Linked DNA regions of Mus musculus: region 2 is linked to region 1. Evidence: chromatin loops called from intact Hi-C (ENCODE). Cell type or tissue: left cerebral cortex. All regions are shown on one strand.

Region 1 (8,000 bases):
TAAAAGGAACAGCCTGAAATATTTCTATTGTAAGTGTCTTCCTCTCTTCCCATAATCTTCAAAGGAAAGCTAAAATTTACTGTAGATTAGCACTGCCCGTTAGGAAAACTGCATCATCTAGTAAAAAAAAAATCTTGTGTGTGTGTGTGTGTGTGTGTGTGTGTGTGTGTGTGTGTGTGTGTGCTCAACTACCAAATGGTACATATTGACTCTGAATGTAAAATAACAGAGTCGTACAAGCTTAGGACACTCTCCCTTTTCTCCTTTTATAGTGTCTCACATTTATGAAAACTTCTGAGAAAAAAAGATAAAGAGCGGCTCTGGTTTGCCTGAGTAGAATGTTCCTAAGATTCAGTTTCCTGCACAGTACAAAAAGGAATGCATCTTTCTTTTCTTTTTCATTGGTTTCCTTTTTCTTTTTCTGTTCATGTTGCACGGTTCGATTTTATCGCCCCAGATAAAGCGGAAGGAAACATCAGACAGATCAAACACAGAATTCTCAAAGTGTATGATAGGTTTGGAATTACAAGTCCCTGCCAAGAAAAAGCCCTAAAGGGGGGAAAACCTCAAACTGCTCCATCTCGTTCCTGTCTGCAATGGAAAGAAGGCAGCAGGTTCCTTAGCTCAGGGCTAACATAAACTTTTTATAGCTCTTAGACTGAATCTTGAGCACCAGGTAAGGAGAATGCCTGGACAAAGAGATTAGGGTAAAGCATTGCTGAAAGAAAGCAGGGGGTTTTCCTGAAGGGTAAGGTCAGCATAGGGCCCTCACTGATCCGCTTTGGGCAAGTCTCCAGACCTCCTAGCTTGAGGGGAAACTGGTCCTAATTATGGGAGCGCTGAGCAAAGAGAGGTACATCCAGAGGGCTAAGGAAATCAAAGAAACTTCCTGCTGTGTAATTCCACGTAACGTGCGTTTAACATGGTCCTGCGTGGATGCGCTGATGACTAAGTAAAGGCGTGATTAGCCCCTTCGCCCTCCAGTGGGAGCCATACATCGTTACCTCTTCCAGGCAACCACGTCGCTCCACTAGGGATGATGTCGGGGGACGAGCGGCAGGGAGCCGCCCGTGGGACCTAGGGCCTCACAAACACACACCATTCACAGTTCAGCACCCACACTCACCAGCAGCCGCCCCCTAACCCTTACACCAGGAAGCTCACTGCCTCCAGCTCCAGGCAGGGTGTGGGCTCCACTCCTCCAGCGCGGTGTGGGCGCGGGCAGCGGCGCTCCCAGGCGCACTGTGGTGCCCCGCGCTACCCCGGCTGTGCTGCCCCAGGTGCCCAGAGGGCGGCGGTGGCTTGGCCAGGATTGGGGTGGGGGATAAGGGGTCCCCTATTCCCTGGAACCTTCTTAATCCTCTTCCTTGGGCTAGCTCCTCCTCCTCCAGGCGCGGGGCTCGTGCCCGCTGCTGCCTGCCTGCGCGCATCGCGCCTCCGCGCCCCCACCCCGGCTCCTGCGATCGCTACTCCCTCCTCCTCTTCCTCCTCCTCCTCCTCCGCCCATCACCGCCACTACGGACGCCTTCGCCGCCTACTCCTCGCGCGGCCACGACTCCTCAAGCTCTCTGCTACAGCTTCCACCGGCCCATCCATTCGTTTGCTGCCTGGTCTTTAGGCTGCTGCAGTCTCTCTCTCTCTCTCTCTCTCTCTCTCTCTCTCTCTCTCTCTCTCTCTCTCTCTCTCTCTCTCTCTCTCTCTCAAGTTTCTGTGGAAACAGATTCAAAGCCACTGGAGGAAAACATCTACTACTTCTACTAGCTGTTCAGGTAGGGTCGCAGACGTTGGTGGCAGCGGGGGTAACCTTTGCTCATTCCCCTCTGCTTCGCCAGCATGCCACCCCCACCCCACCAACCCACTCCACTCTTCATGCTCCTTCGACACGGAGGCTCAGGTTCTCCTAGTCTCTCCATCCTCCAAGATCGAATTCCAATGTCCCTCCCCAGAAACGTATATTCGCAACTACAATAAAAATCCAAGAGCCAGTCCGGCGGCTGCACGCTGGCCCGGCTCTTTTACAGTCTCCAACTTTGCACACACTGGCAGCGCTGCCTGCCTGCTCAGCGGCGTCTGATCCGGAGCCTCACGCTCCTTTGGTAGTCTTGGCTCAGAGCAGCTGTCAAATGCATAGTTCGCAGCACTTGATTTCCACCCTGCTGCCTCTTGAACATGGACGTGGGCAAATGTGAAAGGGCAGGGCGAATGATTTGGATTTGATTTTCTATTTTTTTTTTTTTTTGAGGGTGTGATGGTGGTTGTTGTTGAGTAAAGTGAAGACGTGAGTACCACAATTAACTGTAAGGAAAAGATAGAAATGAAAAAGTAGCCTGCTTGCTGCCAGCTTTTTCCTGCTGTCGTTGCGGAGGTGATCTTCCTTGAGAGGGTGAGGCGTGGAGTATCCATCTCCCCACCTCTTTCGCACACACTCCTCCAACCTATTTCTTCATCAGCTACTGTGTCAGTTTAGAGTCCCGGGTTGTCATTTTATGCGTGCATAACGATTTTTTTTTTTTCAGAGGATGGGACTGGGGAAGTTATAGGCAGAGGAAAATGTATTAGTGGTGTAATCTTTCCATTAAAAAAATCCTTTCCCATTGCCTGTCATCCAGTCCTATACCTAGTAGACAGGAGTAACATCCCCTCCTAATTGAAATGAAATTCTTTTGGGTTATTGGCTTGGTAGGATGAGAACAAATTTAATTTAATTTTGTTTTTTCTTCCATAGCTTTGGCAACAAGAAGATGAAGACAAAATTGAGCACATGCAATGTATGGTCTCTGCTGCTTGTTCTTCTGGTGTGGGACCCAGTCAGGTGAAGCATTGTTTTTGATTTCTTCATTCCAGGTCTAGGATGATTTTTAAGTGACACAACTGTATCCACACTCTTTAAAAGACTAGGTATTTTGAGGAATTATCAATTATTTTAGTGGAAATGGATTGTACAGGAAATTGTCGTACTAAGTGTCTGAAACTCTAAAAAGTTTGCTGATTTTTTTTTAAGCAGCCAAACACACACACACACACAACAAAAATGAATGGGATTTTTTTTTTCTATTTGAGGCATTTAATTGAAGAAGCGACTACCCTATCAGGGATATATTAGTTTAAAGAATGCCTGTCGTTAAGGTGTTCATAGTTATACTAAATTCTGGTAAGGAAGCTAAGCCGTCCTTGGAACACACAGAAAAAAAAAAATCAGCTAAATGATTTAAGTGGCAACTTAGGCTTTTTCTTTTCTTTCTGTTTCTTTCTTTGCATTTTGTATTGAGCCACTGGGGCTTCTATAGACAGAGTAGGAAACCTAACTGGTATGTGAGTCTGAGACCTGTAGGTGGAGGCAGCACACAACTAGACAATCACAAACATCGAAACAAAAGCTGATTTATGAGCCAACTTTTCATCTTATTAATTTAGAGATAATTTGTTTTTCAGTTGGTTAATGACCAAAAGAGTGGTTTCTTAAAATGTGTGAATTTTCTTTTGCCTATTATCTACACAGAAATTAGTTTGATTGCTTTAAGTAATATCATTAATTGTCGTTTTCTCTGATTTTTTAAATAAAACCAGCAGTGGGTATATTTCATTGAATGCATGTATAGGGAATGGTTTTAAACCCAAGAAAAATTAAAATACAAATTTTGTTATAATTCTTCTGTAGCTATTACTCTTTAATAATTCCCCTTATGAGTTCTAACAAAATAATGTTTAAGATATTTTGGAACAGAAAAGAAATCTGTTTGGAAATACTTCACTTAACTGGGAAATGCCATCTATGACTAAATATTGACTTTAGAAAGATAATCTGAACTATAACTGAGAAACAAACACCTCAGGTGAAACACTTCAGCTAGACTCTTGTGACTATCTTAGGGACTGGCTTTAAAAATTAGAATGAGAAACTTTTGAAGGTAGAGTATATGAATTGATATTCTTACATAACTTGAAGATGTCCATCTTCATGTCCACACTTCAACACTCCCTCTGTTCTTCAAAATTCCAGCTTGAAGTTTATTGCCAATTTTGGTGTATTATAAGTATTGTTAGCTTCTGGTTCTGCATTCATTTAAATGTAAATGGTCTCTGTCGCTGATGTTTTATATGATATATATTGACTAGAATGGAAGTACACACACTCCCTGACTTTAAAGGCTTAGGCATTCACTTATCAATGAATAAGACCCAAGACCCAGTGCTGACAGCTTAACTAAATATCACTCTACTCATTTTCTGTTCTATATTTGACCCAATAATGTTCATGGCAGTATTTTATTCTATTATATAAATGATTCCTTTTTGGGGACAGTAATTTAAATCTCTGAATCATTCCGAGAAAAAATGGCAATGAGAGGGGACACTCTGTTTTATACATTCAGTTTATTTGACCAAATTGCTGTCACAAAATCAGGTTTCTGGCTTTATGATGGAGAAATCATGAAGAAAAATCACTGCCTCTAAAGCTTTGCTAGGGGTGTTTTAAGACCCCTTTTCTTGCCACAAATTTATCACCAGAGAAAGGCTAACTGGACACTTTTATCTTTATGTAGCCCCTTATTACTTCTCTGAGACCACTCAAAGGACCTGGCCTTCTTAGAGTCTGTGAGGGTGTGTGTTGCTCTTGCCTTCAGACCCCATCTCCATCTCCTGGCTACACTGGAGCTTGGCAACCTGCCAGTGGAGTTCCCCTGATGTCTATATTATGCTTGGCCATTGGGTGGAGGTATATCCCAAGTGAGGAAATTACTTTCATCTAAAACTGTGAAAGACATAAGAGAACAAGAATGCTATGTATAAGAATGACAGGGAATTTTTGTGCCACCAAGATAACAGTTTATTTTCCAATTAATAGTCACAACACTGAAGAATTACTTCAGAAGTTTCTCTAGTTATTTCATTCATCTAATTGCAAAGCAATCTTGTTGATAATGCCTACATATGAGAATCAACAAATATGGTGTGTTCTAAAGAGGAGACATTAAGATTATAGCTCATACAGAATAACAAATGCTAGAAGTCTCAAAGGTGTTACCATTATTCTTTTGATATTTACTGTTTCTTTTTTGAAACAGAATACTTACCTTCCCAGCAAGTTTAGTGCTATTTATAGAGTGAAAAAGAGAAAGAAATGTATGTCACTAATGGCTGAAGGAGCCTTAAATTAAGTTAAATTCAGATCAAGGAGAAAGAGCATTTTGGCGCTTAGCCAAACACTGTATGTACATATATGATATATACAAATGTGTAAAATTATCTGTTTAGGTTGGTGCTGGCTAACATCCAAGAAGATGAGGCTAAAAATAACATCACCATCTTTACAAGAATTCTAGACAGACTTCTGGATGGTTATGATAATCGGCTTAGACCAGGACTGGGAGGTAAAAATAGTTTTCCTTTATTTTAAACCTTCAAAATACAATGGCTTTACAAGTTAAAGGTAAGGTGCTCATCTTAATGCACTCTATGCATGAAGAAATTGTCAAGTCTTTGAAGTCCTACAGAATGAAAAGTAAGAAAAACAAAATAAACATTATAACGTCCCTTTGCACATGTCTAACCTATTTAGCTATATATTGTGTAGAGTGCCCATATTCATATAGGGATGTGTGTGTGTGTGTGTGTGTGTGTGTGTGTGTGTGTGTGTGAACAGTTTTATAGTTAAATTATTGGAAACATCCTGTTTTCTATGCAGAGAATATATATTTGTATTATTTATCTGCTGTGCCTGTGTAGCATCAAATGCTACTAAATTATCACTTTTACAAATGCCTATCTTCAGATCAGCATAGATTACACAATAATCAGAGAAATAAAGATGTTGCAAATATGTAGTGGCTGTAATCCTACTTTACAAAGTTGAAACAGTTGAATTTCAGGCTTCAACAACAATTTTCAAGTAAAAAAAAATGTTTTTTAAATCTAAGAAGTTATCGAAATTAGAGGAGGCTAGTGTGTTAAATGCCAATTAGTGTTCAGGATTGTTAAGTGACACTAAAGTTAGATACAAGTAAGCATAGGGATGGGACTGATAAAAATATCCCAAGCCAAGATATTGTTACTTATGAGTTTTAACAATGTTAAATGCTTGCCTATTTGTACACATATAGATATGTTACTTAAAATGTTAGTTAAAAACTATATATGATAAATATGCCCATGTACACATAATTATTGCAATGCTTAATTGATTCAAAAGTAAGACAAAATTAGCTCAACATTCCATGCCAGGTAGTGATGAGTACAGTTTCTGGTTGTTCCAGCATTAACAACTTTGTAAGGCTTCTCACAGGGTTTCTATTAAGTTGGGCCTGGTGACATACACACCTGTGGTTTCAGCATTTGGGAGATAGAGGTAAATTGTTCAGACATTAAAAGTCTTCCTTAGCTACACAGGGCGTTCCAGCCTGGGGTACCCATGACTTTGTCCAAACTTTATATTAAGTCAATGTGTGGAATTTTATATTAGTAATTAATTTGATAATAGACAGTTGTTAGGTTCTGAGTATCTCCCGAAATTGTACAGTATGTCTTCACAGTGGTAGGAAAACAGTCAAAGAGACCCAACCTGTTAAACAGTATGTCATTTAATTACATTTTGTTTTTCACATTAATTCTTGAGTAGCACATCAAATTTAAAAGAGGATCCAGGGAAGAACAATGTTTCAAAAATGACACAAGTGATACAGTGACAGGTTTTATTTCTAAGAGATTTTTTTTTTAGGAGAAAAAAAAAAGAAGAAGAAGAACATAAAATGGAGCACTGTATTTCCTTAATACTGGATATTTCTAAATAGTTGAAACAGAAATGGCTTGGAAATTATGATAGAAAATGTGCCAATAAACTATTACCACACTCATGTATTCTCTTGTAGAGAAAGAAACAAGTCTAACACAAAATTGTCCTAATCTGTAACGGTGGTTTATGATACGGATTGCACAAGGGCGGCTCGTTTATCTCAAACATAGAACTTTTTATCTTTAAATAAATTGCCTGGTGCAAAATAAGTTGTAAAATGTAACAGCTAGACCTTGAACTTCATTGTTTTTCAGTTCCAAAACAATCTTTGCTTCTGGGTTGCATGGCTGGGTAGAGGAAACTATGTATTTTCTCTTTCAGATATTTTATGATCTCTAATATTTAAATACTATTTCTTATATTAAAAATTCCATTTGCTCACATTTAAATATGAACCCCCACTGTCTTGTCGCTTGGTTTAATGGAATATAGTGTGTCATTTCTTAGGTTACTCTTTTCTTTTCTCCATCCCTTTGTCATGTTCATCTATTAATACTGCGTGATCTAATGACTCTTACCTGACTCTGCTTTACATGTCCCACTCTTTTCTCTTGATCCCACACTTCCGATGGTCCTAATTTGATAGATACCATTGATGGTACTTGATGGAGCATATATAGGTTGAGGGGCAACCTATATCTTCAGCCATGTTCTCCTCCACGCCCTGCCTACTAAGGCGCCAGAGCAGATAAGCCCTGTTACCTCTGATTAAAAGTGTATGCAAAAACACAGTCATAGTGTTGTGAAGGCTATCTTTCTGAAATACTGCTGTTGCAAAAAAATTGTTTTATACAGTAGCCAAAAACGAGTGATACCTAGGGGAAAGTATCAATCTCTTTTTATTTTTAATTAAAATGAACTAAACTTATTTGTTCAAGGATCATAAGCATTGGAATCATAATGGTGTAACCTCCACCTTTGAACTATGTAAATATTCTATTAAACAGAATAAAATATAATAACAACAAAGTGTATGTACTATGTGACTTGACTAGGAATCTTGTATAATACCATAGGCTACATAACATTTCAGCAAATGTTGTTTTCTTCCCCCTCCCCTGTCATAGGATCAAAAACTAAACAAAATAAAACAAACACATTCAAAAGAAAACCAAGTTTCCTGCAGTCTGCTTCTCGGGGAATATTTTCTGTGTTAAGTCACTTGCCATCTATCTGGCACCTCAGACTTCACTATTTTCTTTTGACAATC
Region 2 (8,000 bases), 1.5 Mb after region 1:
AAAGGTCACTTTAGCGCTGTGAAGGCTGTGCTTTCAAGTCCATCAGAAAGTATTAATTCAAGTTCAGGAAGAATAGTCTCTTTCTTTAAAAATACACCAAAAAAGCTACAAAGCAGGAAATGTAACGTTTTCAATCTTAAGATTTTAAAGCATTTGTCCCCTCATCAGTAGGAGTCCACTAATTGTGGAGAACGACGTGACAAGAATCACCATTTCTTGTCATAAATACTGCTTTGGTGAGCCAGAAACATTGAATTCAAAGGGAGATAAATGGTAGGAGATGTAGCAACATAATCAGATAGAAGAATGACTAGGAAGCAAACCTGGAAAAGCTTTGGGAAGATGCGGATCCCAGCATTTGATAGGAATGTTGGGATGTTTGTCACAGGACATCTGTGCAACTGGTATCATGCTTTCAGCTTACAGGTTAGCTCAGGGCTGCGTACAGAGACCCAGTAGCATAGCCAAGAAATCATTCCCTCAGGGGCTAGAATCAGAAGGAGGAATGCAGGGGCAGTGGGCAGGAAATCACATCTCAGAATGCACACACAAGAACATGCAGTAGGCAGGGATTAGGTGAAAAGTATATAATTTTATTGAGAGTCTCCTAGCAAAAACCACCTCTGGTGGCTTGTGAATTTAGGTGATATGTCCTCCTGTATATCCTTTTTTGCCACATTCGAGAAGATAATTATAGTAATAGCAATTGTCCAGGAAGGATCATGTTCATTCAAAACTGCTTCAAATAATCTTATGATAGGCCCCTGTGTGCAGTTAAATAGTAACAATAGCAAGCTACAGACTAGAAGAATGCCTCCTGGAACTGAGAGCACTAGATAGAAATGACCCTGGGACAGACAATTCACTGCAATAAATATTTACACGCAAGAAATGCAGAGAAAAGATATACTGTGGGATCCACTATGATACTACACTACATTTTTTTCCTCTGTTGGGGGTGAGTACTAGGAGAGGGCAAGATGAGTGGATTGAGGTGCATGGTGGGAAATGCACAAAGAACCAATTAAAATTTAAAAAAAGAAAGAGAAAAAAAATTCACCAACCCCTACCCCCACCCCCCAATGCTTGAGATTGATCATATGATGCAACGGGCTATGAGAAATTAGATCAGGAATTCAAGGCAAACCTGGGAGCAGGACCTGAAACCGAGGCCATGGAGAAGAACCGTTTATTGGCTTTCTCCTCATAGGTTGATCAGCAATTCTGGGGTGGACCCAGAACCACTTTCCTAGAGATGTCACTACCAGAAGTAGGCATTCCCTCAACAATCATCAGTCAAGACAGCTCCCACAGGCTTGCCCCAGTCCAGTCTGGTAGGGATATTTTCTGTCCTTGTTCATGATGTATATAGCTCTCACTCTATTATCAGGTGCATATGGTTTTATGGACCTAATCATATGCATATGATTGAATGCCGTCTTGGTTAATCTTTCCTTTTATCTCCAGGAAATCATACACAAAAACACGGTCCTATTTCTAAGAGGAAGTTGTCTTGAGATGCATTTTGTATTGTTTTAATATATTCACATCAGCTATCAGTTCTTATCAGTTGTATAATGTAGATTTTCTTATCCTTACACTTTAACCTCATGACATCACATTTTTACAATAAGCAAATTATGTATAAACAACACATCATTGAAACTTGGCTTTTTTATTTATTTTTAAACCAGCAGCACAATCTCCACTTTTAAATTGGAATATTAGGTCTATTTTCCTTAAATAGCATAATTAACACTAAGCATGTAATTATTCAGATTTGCTTTAGACGAATAATTGCAAAGGTTAATTCTGATGACATCCTTCTTATAGGTAGTGTTTGTACCTTATGAAAAATTATAGCTTTGCCAATACAGGACTCTGTCAACCTCCTTTTGCTTGTTTTGCTACTACAAACCTATAATTTAAGGGTTTTATATCTATGTATGTCATAGTCTTCACAACCCACATATATAATCCATACATCCTTTATGATTTTAGGTTCCTCAGTTTTACCTGCAGTTGACTGAGCTCTAATAATCGTAAGGTTAAAATGTGAAAATGTGTCTATTGATTGAGGTTTTGAATCAACTTCATGTAAATTGATGGGATTGTTCACAAGGATCTGGGGAAACATGGTATTTCCAAATGGCTCTAGCTTGTGTCAAATTGATGAAAATCTACCCAGCAAAATAGGTTTTTTCCTAGATTCTTCATATGTTCACCATCATTTAATTTAAATCCTTCACAATAGACACACACACACACACGTACACACACACCAATTTAAAATTCAGTCTTTGATACTAACATTCGAGTCGTCTTAAGCATGTTTTTTCCTGTTACCTACTTTTGCTTTTATCTGTGAGTCCAGTTTTCCTTTATTCATTTCACAACGATAGTACTTTGTTAACATTCACACACTGTCAATCATGTACAATTATGGGCCATAGCATCCTTTTGCAGGTTAGTGTTTTCCTGGGGGGATTTAAGCAAATGCCCATTCATTCCAGACAGCACACTGGTTAGAAACTTAACCAACACCTCTACCCAGGTCTAGCTTAGTGAACCGGTGAATTTACTTGAGCCGTTTTCTACACTGTTGTTGGAAGTTTCCTTTCAGAAGTATGGGTCACTCAAAGGTAACTGCCTCAGCAAGAGCCCACTCCAACATTGGTGGTAAACAATGAAGTCTGCATCCGCTAGTTCTCTGTACATCTCTGAAGCTGTTCTCAGTCTGACTCATCTCAGCCGCTGTACACTCACTGCATCTTTCAAGACCTTGAGGAGGAGCCTTAAGAGTCTTGTACCTTCCAAGCTTCCTGACATTAACAAGTTTCAGTAACCTTCCAAGACCTGTGCATCTCCTTCTAGGAAAGAATGGTTAAATTGTCTTGAACTTGTGTGGTTTTCATTCTATAATTTTCTAGACAGGGACTTACTTTGGCCTTCATCTTAGGATGAACGTTTAGTCCTGAGGATACTACCATTATTTCCATGTCATAGTCCTTCTGAGCTTTCAATTAAGTATCCCCATTAGAAAGATTTAAATGTCAATTCTGACAACATTATGGTGTGCAGGAAATCTTCGCAGCTTAGCACTTTAGAGTGCAAACTGATTTGCTCCTATGTGCTCATTAGACATTCGCCTATGCATGCATAGTTTGATTTATTCATGAATGTGAGAGAAATTTTATGGAGTTTTGGGGCTTGCCTATTTTTAAAGAGACAGTCTTCTTAATTTCTAGTTGTCTGGGAGTGTTGGACATTGAATTTAAAGTTTTAAATTATTACAACTATGAGTTTCTGCTTTAGTTTTATTCCTTGCATAATACAACTTAATTTTAAAATGATAGATATGAGAGTTAATATCAGATTCATCTAAATAACTTTTATTGCAAGGTGCCAAAATAATACTGAACATGTAAAAGTAAAAGAAGTCATCTAAGAATGATTCTTATTTAGTCCAAAGATGACTTATTTCAAAGAGCAGACTACAGAATTGAAAAGAAAACAGAATATCTAAAACAATCCTGAATAATGAAATAACTGCTGGAGTTATTGCCATCCCATATTTCAAGTAGTATTACAGAGCTTTCATAATAAACAGCATGTTGCTGACACTAAAACAGATATATTGATCAATAGAATCAAATTGAAAATGCTGACATAATTCCACCATCTAAACACAACAGGTTTTTTGTTTGGTTGGTTGGGTTTTGTTGTTGTTGTTGTTTGTTTGTTTTGACAAAGAAGTCAAAATTATGTACTGGAGAAAAGACATCATATTCAAGCAATATTTCTGGTCAAACTAGTTAGGAGTGTGTAGAATAATTAAAACAGGCCCTTGTCTATCTATTGGCACAATCCTCAATTCTGAATGCATCAAAGAACTCAGCATAAGACCAGATACTCTGAATCTAATAGAAGAGAAAGTAGAGGAATAGGCTTGAATTTATAGGCACAGGGAAGCATAGGCCTTAAGATAAACAGTTAAAAACTGGAATTTCATGAAACTCAAACGCTTAAATGGCAAAGGACATTGTCATTTGGACAAAGCTGCTCCCTAATAAATTGAAAAGGATCTTTACCAATTACACATCTGATATAGGGTTAGTATATAGAATATATAAAGAATTTAAAATACTACTAAATATCAAGAAAACAAACAACTTAATTAAAAATTAGGTACATAGAGTCCATAAAGATAAAACACAAATGGCTGAGAAAAAGTTTTTAAAATGTTCAACTTCTTACTCATCTGGGAAGTAAAAATAAAAATTACTTTGGGATTTCAAATTACCAAAGTCAGAGTGGCAATTTCAATAAAACAAATGACAAAACATACTGGCAAGAATGTGGACTATAGAGGAACTTTAATCTAGAAGCATGGCTACTCTGGCAAGTGATCATATCCAAAGGCTTAGGTCTGTGTGCTCCAGCTGGAATACAAACACTGAGTACATAATTTTCATCACTCTGGCTAGAATACAGACAGACCCTTTACCAAACAAGGTAAAGTTAGTTCATAGAAATAGCCATCTATGTTTGAAAGTGACATCTAATTGAGGAGTAGACAATGTGACAAATCAGAGAAAGTTTTGACAGAATGAGTCAGAAATAAGATAGGCCGATGTCTCATGAAAACAGACAGAAAAGTAAAGCAACTTAAGAGAGCAGGAAAGAGACAGAGAGAGAGAGAGAGAGAGAGAGAGAGAGAGAGAGAGAGAGAAAGAGAGAGAGAGAGAGAAGAAGAAGAAGAAGAAGAAGAAGAAGAAGAAGAAGAAGAAGAAGAAGAAGAAGAAGAAGAAGCAGCAGGAGGAGGAGGAGGAAGACAGAGACAGAGACAGAAATAGAGATAGAGAAGAAAGAAGAGAGGAGGCAGTTTTACAGGGACAATTTAACAGAGACACAGCTGAAGACAGAAGGAGCTAGAGAATAAGAAGGAGCCAGAAGGTTAGAAGAAATGGCCAGCATTTGGAGGCTGATTATGGGATAGATCCCTGGATATGGCAGTCTCTAGATGGCCCATCCTTTTGTCTCTGCTCCAAACTTTGTCTCTGTAACTCCTTCCATGGGTGTTTTGTTCCCAATTCTAAGAAGGGGCAAAGTGTCCACACTTTGGTCTTCATTCTTCTTGAGTTTCATAAATTGTATCTTATATCTTGGGTATTCTAAGTTTCTGGGTTAATATTCACTTATCAGTGAGTACATATCATTTGAGTTCTTTTGTGATTGGGTTACCTCACTCAGGATGATGCCATCCAGGTCCAACCATTTGCCTAGGAATTTCATAAATTCATTCTTTTTAATAGCTGAGTAGTTAGTACTCCATTGTGTATATGTACCACATTTTTTGTATCCCATAATCAGCCTCCAAACGCTGACACCATTGCATACACTTGCAAGATTTTGCTGAAAGGACCCAGATATAGCTGTCTCTTGTGAGACTATGCCAGGGCCTAGCAAACACAGAAGTTGATGCTCACAGTCAGCTATTGGATGGATCACAGGGCCCCCAATGGAGGAGCTAGAGAAAGCACCCAAGGAGCTAAAGGGATCTGCAACCCTATAGGTGGAACAACAATATGAACTATGAACTAACCAGAACCCTGGAGCTCTTGTCTCTAGCTGCATATGTATCAAAAGATGGCCTAGTCGGCCATCACTGGAAAGAGAGGCCCATTGGATTTGCAAACTTTATATGCCCCAGTACAGGGGAATGCCAGGGCCAAAAAGTGGGAGTGGGTGGGTAGGGGAGTGGTGGGGGAGGGTATGGGGGATCTTTGGAATAGCATTGGAAATATAAATGAGGAAAATACCTAATAAAAAATATTAACAAAAAGAAGAAGAAGAAGGAGAAGAAGAAGAAGAAGAGGAAGAGGAAGAGGAAGAGGAAGAGGAAGAGGAAGAGGAAGAAGAAGAAGAAGAAGAAGAAGAAGAAGAAGAAGAAGAAGAAGAAGAAGAAGAAGAAGAAGAAGAAGAAGAAGAAGAAGAAGAAATAGCCAGAGTTTGTTTGAAGTCAAGCAGAGCAATTCAGTGAGAAGCCAAGAGAAGCTAGTTTGAATCAGTCAGTTTGGGGAAGAGTTTGAGCCAGAATAGGTGAGTTGAACCAGCCAGCTAGAGTTCAGAAAGAACTAGAAGGGGGCAAGCTATTCAGCTGCAAACCTTTGGAACAACAGTTACATCTGGTGAATAAAAGTTACATTTACAGTGGGTAAACAAAATTGCTTGTTCATTGCTTGTGGAAGTATGAACTTGCAGAGACATCATCTAAATCAAAATGCTGATTCCCCAGGAAGCTGAATATTAATAAACCTACATCTCATATACTATTCTTAGGCATGTACACAAAGGATTTAGTGTTCTACTACAGAGAGAATGGTGCATCCATGTTCATTGTTGCTCTATTTATAATAGTCAGATTTGGAAACAGCCTACATGTCCACCAACTGATGAACAGATAATAAAGTTGCTAGGTAGGAATCCTTATAGATTGATCAGTGCTAAATAGTAAATGAGGGACCATTGACATAATTCACAAAGCAACTGATTTAAAAACAGGTACATTTGATCTAAAATGTTGCAAGGACTTAAAGGTATGATTCCTAACTTTGCCTGATGTCACCCAGTAAAGAATTCTTACTGGCAACAGTTAACTCTTTTCCTTCTCGTACATCTCAAGAACAATCATACAAGTATTCTTTTGTTGTGGATTTCGTGATTCAAGTCTATCTGAGAGATCAAAGGATAAAGGTGGCTACGTTCTCATCCAACAGAACTTCAGAATCTGATGGACACTCGTAGAAAGAGAATCCAAGAAGAGGCTAACAGAATCATGGAGCAGGCCATATTCATTTAACAAAGTAAAAATAATCTTGACTGTAGGGGCTGGATCTGTCCTCTAGCCAGGGAGCAACGGAAACAAAGTGCAACCCAAGTGTCCTTCCTTAGCTGAGTCCTCAGACACATTCCATCCAGCTCAATGAAGGTGGTCTCATTCCTTTTTTGCCTTGAAGGGTATCCATCCCCAAATTATTAAAACTCACTAACCCTCCACATACACAGTCACCACTTCCTTACCTTTGTAGAGTCACTTAATTTCCAAGGATGATATATCATTCTCTAGGCACCTCTTTTCTAAATTTAGAATTTTACGGGAGCAATATTTCTTTAACCCAGAAAGCATACATTACAAATTATCCAATTACATCATTTTTAAACAGCCATCGAGTTAAATATAGATCACTAGTGACCTCTAGTGGAGACACTTGTTGGAATCCCTCAAACTGCAAAGATTGAAATGGTGTCAAGACAAAGCTTTGGCTAACAGAAAAATATCACTGATACACAAACACTTTATTAATATAAAGGAAAGTAAACATAATGACCGTCTAATATTTTCTCTGATTTGTTTTTCTAAAATGGATCATTTATAAAAATAAGATGTAGAAACACCATCTCAGTTTCAATTCAATATTACTGTTTAATTTTAAGTAGTGATGTTTATCATTCCACTCTTTGTAAAATATGTCAAAGATGATATAGCTTATGAGCATAAATTGAGAATACTTAATATTCAGAATTTAATTATATTTATGTATATTTTCAGATTAACCTGTGAATTTTAAGAGAGACCAGAGCAGTGATCATTTGTTTTCTAAACAAGTGCTTCCAGGGACTGGAGAGATGGTTCAGTGGTTAAGACTGCTGACTGCTCTCCCAGAGGAATGGGGTTTAATTCCCAGCACTCACAAGGTAGCTCACAACGGCCTGTAACTCCAGGTCTAGGGGGTACAACACCCTCACACAGACATGCAGGCAGGCAAAATACTAATGCACATAAAATAAATGTTTCCACTTTAGGAGGTTATAGAGAAAGTGGGGAGAACCTATAATACTATTCAGTACACTCTAATACATAAGCAAGAAAACTTCAGGTTTTCAATTCTTATTGATTTTAGAAAATAGCTATACCTTTTGCATGTATAAACCTATAA

The links. Hi-C counts contacts between places; a loop is a spot of excess contacts. Peaks named below come from ENCODE experiments on the same cell type or tissue, not always from the same donor. Only the 100,000 strongest peaks of a DNase experiment are listed, where the experiment ranks them.
Region 2: a loop joins it to region 1, with 7 times the contacts of the local background. A loop is called at or near these places in 4 of 42 quality-filtered maps.

The regions. Positions count from the first base shown.
Region 1 is chr5:71,089,344-71,097,343 of GRCm38, reverse strand. Gabra2 (gamma-aminobutyric acid (GABA) A receptor, subunit alpha 2) reads left to right here and starts at 1,495. Exons shown (of 10, transcript NM_008066.4): 1 at 1,495-1,769; 2 at 2,726-2,812; 3 at 5,257-5,372. The coding sequence starts at 2,742. In left cerebral cortex, CTCF peaks have their summits at 1,023, 1,251, 3,329 (motif pointing right) and 4,713; DNase peaks (open chromatin) are centred at 3,302, 4,091, 4,667, 5,228 and 6 more places; H3K4me3 peaks cover 4,948 bases; H3K27ac peaks cover 3,663 bases.
Region 2 is chr5:69,612,666-69,620,665 of GRCm38, reverse strand. No RefSeq gene overlaps it. Among named protein-coding and RNA genes, the nearest start is that of Gnpda2, 24 kb to the right of the region's middle. In left cerebral cortex, a CTCF peak has its summit at 7,265 (motif pointing left); a DNase peak (open chromatin) is centred at 7,251.